Linked DNA regions of Homo sapiens: region 2 is linked to region 1. A link is an interaction called in ENCODE POLR2A ChIA-PET data of the cell type or tissue named here. Cell type or tissue: GM12878. All regions are shown on one strand.

Region 1 (2,500 bases):
CCGTGGCCAAGGTGGTACGGGCAGTAACCAGCCGGCAGAGAGCCAGCCGGCGGGTCCCACCTGCCCCACCCCCGGAAGCCCCAGGCCGCCAGAACCTGAGTGGGGCAGCAGCTGGGGAGGCGCTGGTAGGGGCAGCTGGCTTCCCACCACACGGAGATACAGGGAGCGTGGAGGGCGCCCCCCAGCCCACGGACAATGGCTTCACCCCCAAGTGCGAGATCGTGGGCAAGGACGCACTGTCTGCACTGGCCCGGGCCAGCACCAAGCAGTGCCAGCAGGAGATCGCCAATGTGGTGTGCCTGCACCAGGCTGGGAGCCTCATGCCCAAGGCTGTGCCCCGGCACTGTCAGCTGACTGGTGAGGGACAGGGGTGCTCCAGCCCTTCCCAGGCGGGGGCAGGGGGGTGGCATGGCCCGGATCCTCACCCCTATCTCTCTGAGGAAGAAAGAGCCAAGGGGATCCTACCTCCCTGCCTAAGTCTTCATCCAGTGTACTTACTAAGTGGCAGAGGCAGAGTGGGGACCCACGAGCATGGAGCTCCAAGTCTAGGTTTCTTCGGAAGGCAGGCAGCTCCCTCTTCCCATCTCACCCCCACCCTGTGACCTAGGGTGGGCCTCGCCAACGCCTGTCCTCTGCTCTCAGGGAAGATGAGCCCCGGCATCCAGTGGGATGAGAGCCAAGCCCAGCAGCCCATGGATGGCCCCCCGGTGCGAATCGCCTACATGCTGGTGGTTCACGGCCGCGCCATCCGCCAGCTGAAGCGTCTCCTCAAGGCCGTTTATCACGAGCAGCACTTCTTTTACATCCATGTGGACAAGGTACTGTGGTGGGGAGAGGCCAAGGGGTCTGGGATGAGCAGAGCAGAAACAGAAGGTTGCAGACAGACAGAGTCTCTGACCTGGCCCAGGTAGCCTAGGAGGGAAACTGAGGCCCTGAACAGGGGAGTGGCAGCACGAGCCAGCTCAGCCGCTTAGGGGCTGGAGCCCTGCCCTGTGCTTTCCTCGTCTTGTGTCCCTTCACTCTGTCCTGGGGTGGGATTGGGGATGGCGATAACACTGGAGGCTAGCTGAGTGTCTCCTCCCCACCAGCGTTCCGACTACCTGCACCGGGAGGTGGTGGAGCTGGCCCAGGGCTATGATAACGTGCGGGTGACGCCCTGGCGCATGGTTACCATCTGGGGCGGGGCCAGCCTCCTGAGGATGTACCTGCGGAGCATGCGGGACCTGCTAGAGGTGCCTGGCTGGGCCTGGGACTTCTTCATCAACCTCAGTGCCACTGACTATCCAACCAGGTGTGGGGATGGGGCTCTGAGTCCTCTGCATGGGAGGGGACCCCTGTCTGGGCACCTGGGGTTGGAGGGCTTTGGTGGACCTTCTCTGCCCCATAAGCGTAACTCTGGGATCCGCCCTGCTCAGACATGGGCCCCTGGGCCCCAGCTATGTTTTAGGGGAGGGGTTGGTGTAAGATGATCTAAGAATTGAGCATGATAGGAGATGGGGAGGAGGAGGAGCCAGAGGTCTGTACCTGGTGTTCTGGGTCAGACAGCAAGGGGCAGAGGAAGGATGGGGTGGTCTTCCTCAGGGGCCTCTGGTGCTCACCACCCCAGACATCAGCCAGGGGTAGGGCACATGGCCAGCCAGCAATCAGGCAGAGAAGAAAAGCCAGAAGGTCCGCTCTGGGCCAGTGACTGAGCAACTATCTCATGTGGCTGCCTGTCACCCCATTCCTTCACCAGGACCAATGAGGAGCTGGTGGCATTCCTATCCAAGAACCGGGACAAGAATTTCCTCAAGTCACATGGCCGGGACAACTCCAGGTGAGGGGGTGGGGAAGGAGGCCCTGGCCCCAGAGTCTTGTCCCAACCCCTCCCACACAGTTGGGCTCGGTGGCTCCAGCCCTGGGTTTCAAAGCCTCCACACCAGTCACAGGTTGAGGAGTGTTGGTTGCCAGGCGGGTGAAAGAGCTTAGACCCCACCCTGCAGGATCCCCAGCCATGGCCTCTCTGCTGCCCACAGGTTCATCAAGAAACAGGGCCTGGACCGGCTCTTCCATGAGTGCGACTCACACATGTGGCGCCTGGGCGAGCGGCAGATCCCAGCAGGCATTGTGGTGGATGGCGGTTCTGACTGGTTCGTGCTGACACGCAGCTTTGTGGAGTATGTGGTGTACACAGATGACCCGCTTGTGGCCCAGCTGCGCCAGTTCTACACATACACACTGCTCCCAGCCGAGGTGGGTAGCCCAGCAGGCATGAAGGCCAGGGAGGGCGTGGGTTGGGCTGCCTGCAGCTCACCTTCCACTCTCCCTTGCTGCTTGCAGTCCTTCTTCCACACGGTGCTGGAGAACAGCCTGGCCTGTGAGACCCTCGTGGACAACAACCTGCGGGTCACCAACTGGAACCGCAAGCTGGGCTGCAAGTGCCAGTACAAGCACATTGTGGACTGGTGTGGCTGCTCCCCCAACGACTTCAAGCCACAGGACTTCCTCCGGCTGCAGGTGC
Region 2 (2,500 bases), 200 kb before region 1:
GCCGCGGCCTCCTTGTCGCCGCCTGCGGCCGCTGGGGCGCTCCGTTCGAACAGCTTCCGCGTCTCCTGCAGCCGGGACGGCGGGTGCGGCGGCGGCGCAGGCTGCGCGGAGGGCGCGGGCTTGGAGTCGAAGCGGCTCACGCGCTCCGACACGCTGGTGCCCAGCTTCAGCAGGGCGCTGTGGTCCACGTTCTCGTTCAGGCTGCTGGCCCGCGGCAGCGACAGGCGCACGCCGCGCTCGGACGCCCGTGGGGCCTCGGCCAGGCCCGCGCCGCCGCCCGCCTCGCCCGAGGGCCCCGCCGTCGTGCCCATCTGCAGGAACATACTTTTGATGCGGTGGACGTTGGAGCCATATTTCTTGTGGTGGGCCCCCTTGGGTGCCTCGTCGGGCCCGGGCGCGTCGGGCGGCTTCAGCGCCTGGATGCCCGCCTCGTAGGCGCTGCGGTGCGGGGAGGCGCTCCGGAGGGGACCCCCGGGCCCCCGTGGCTCCGTCTTCATCATGGTGGGGGGAGCCGGGTTCGCATGCCCCTGCTCCCCGCTCCCCCGCTTCAACAGGCGGCTGGCCAAGTCGGGACCACCGCCCCCTCCCCCCGATAAAAGAAACCCCGAAGGCCTTTTTTAGGGTCCCCCCAAAACCAAGCTGCCAAAAACAGTTAATCCCGCTTTAAAAAAAAAAATGAAAAAAAAAAAATCTCCAAGCGCCCTGTGTGTGGGTCGCCTCCCCCAATCAAGCTGCCGAAGACAGCCAGCCCCGCTTCAAAAGCCCGAGCGGCCTGGTACGGTCGCCCCCACCCAAATTAGCAAAGCGGCGTCTGGGGCCGGTGGGAGCGCGCGCCCTGCCCGCGAAGCAGCCGCGGTGTCGCCGGCTCACATCGTCCGAGACGGTGTCAGCGGGGCTGGCAGCCCGGGCGTCCCCCAGTCCGGCCGGAGGCCTCGGCTCTCGGGGGGCCCGGCACCCCAACGCCCATGGCTGCTCCGCCGGCCCGGGCCGCTCCGCCGCCGCGCCTCCCTCCCTCCCTCCCTCCCCCCCGTGCCCCGAGCCTCGGTCTTTCTCTGGCTTTGCCCGAGCGGCGGCTGCCGGAGACCGAGCGGCTGCCCTTCTCGCAGCCGCCGCTGGGGGACTGGCACCTCTGGGTCCTAAAGGGATCGGATTTCCGGGGCCGGAGCCTGTGAGCCCTCCCCTTCCCCTCCACCCGAACGGATCCCCTCCCCTCCCCAGCCCTCGCGGAGAGCCTTCCGCTGCCCCCGGACGTTGGCCAGCACTCTTCAACCTGCTTCCATCACAACTTCTGACTGCGGTCACAACCCACAGAACCGCACCTCCATGAAATATTGGGGGGAGGCAGTACATCCACGATGGTCTCAGTGTGAGGGGAGGGGGTTTGTAGGGAGGGGCAGAGGTTCATTCTTCAGTGTCCTCGGAGCTAGCTCTTCGGTGTGCTTCAAGCCTTTAGCATCAGAATCGCTGGGCACTTGGTAAAAATGCAGATTTCTGGGATCTCTCTCGAACCTTGTGAAGGAGAATCTCCGAGGCTGAACCCAGGAATCTGCATTTTAACACTTCACTACAGGCAATCTTTGGCCCCCTTGGAGGTGTGAAACCTTGGTCCAGCGCTGGTGACCTTTCGATGGTGGGGGAGGGGTGGTGAAGAAAGGAGGTGAACCCCGTCATCCAAGTAGCAGGGGATCACCAAAACTGCCGAAGTCTGGAAAGGATGTCCTGTCGCCTGTCTGCTGTGCACCCGTCTTCAGGCCCCTACCCTGGCACTCCTGCCTCTCAAACCGGAAGGAAGGGTTTGGGAGCAGGAATTCGAGAGGCCTGGGGCCAAAGTTTCGCCAGTGAGAGCTCTAACTTGGGTCTCTGATTTAAAGGATCCTGGCCACTGTGTTCCGGTTGGGGTGGGGGGGTGGGGAGGGTGACAGTGACTTACACATCCCCTGTCCTGGCAACCCAGAAAGCTGTTTGATGCCCTCTGCACCCCCCGCATACACAGCTAGGGTGCTGGCGCTGCCTGGGCCCTGGGTGTGAGAGTCCGCCCTCTGGACAGGTCCAGGTGAGCTGGTTCATTCCACACATCCCAGAAACTGGTGAACACAATGGGCCCTAGGACCCAGAGAACAACTCAGGCACAAAGCCTCCCCCCACTCCCAGCTGCTTCCTGCATCTCAGGCCTTTCTGCGGCCTCTGCCTCCTCCCCCGCCCTCTTCCCCTCCATCCTCTTCCTCCTTTTCCTAATCTCCCACTCTCTCCCCCCTGGCCTGGAAGGGCTGGCAAAGGGAGCCCTCCTACCACTCCACTGCAGGGGTGTGTGTGGGTTTTGTGGGATATTAACGCGTTACCATGTGCAAAAGAGCTTAGAGTACAGCGTGGGGGATGGGGTGTGGGGAAGCCGCCTGGGAACCCTGGATATTGGGATCGGGAGGGGCCAGGAACCGCAGGACTGATCCTGAGGCTGGTGCTAAGGAAGAGGGAAGATCTAGGTTGTGAGCTAGAGCCGGAA

The links. ChIA-PET counts read pairs that join two places held together with the same protein. Peaks named below come from ENCODE experiments on the same cell type or tissue, not always from the same donor. Only the 100,000 strongest peaks of a DNase experiment are listed, where the experiment ranks them.
Region 2: POLR2A ChIA-PET joins it to region 1 with 10 read pairs; 5 of 35 experiments call an interaction of 5 or more read pairs at or near these places.

What each region holds. Positions count from the first base shown.
Region 1 is chr17:50,353,766-50,356,265 of GRCh38, forward strand. It overlaps XYLT2 (xylosyltransferase 2), which reads left to right. Exons shown (of 11, transcript NM_022167.4): 2 at 1-357; 3 at 643-818; 4 at 1,089-1,291; 5 at 1,736-1,816; 6 at 2,016-2,232; 7 at 2,320-2,496. Among named protein-coding and RNA genes, the nearest start is that of XYLT2, 8.9 kb to the left of the region's middle. In GM12878, no CTCF peak of the experiment used is centred here; no DNase peak of the experiment used is centred here.
Region 2 is chr17:50,150,014-50,152,513 of GRCh38, forward strand. It overlaps PPP1R9B (protein phosphatase 1 regulatory subunit 9B), which reads right to left and starts at 664. Exons shown (of 10, transcript NM_032595.5): 1 at 1-664. The coding sequence starts at 500. The region is part of intron 1 of LOC124904025 (a long non-coding RNA gene); the gene reads left to right. RefSeq lists silencers at 16-125, 775-864, 935-1,024 and an enhancer at 1,035-1,329. In GM12878, CTCF peaks have their summits at 40 and 1,122; DNase peaks (open chromatin) are centred at 1,198, 1,568, 1,871 and 2,098; H3K4me3 peaks cover 2,500 bases; H3K27ac peaks cover 2,500 bases.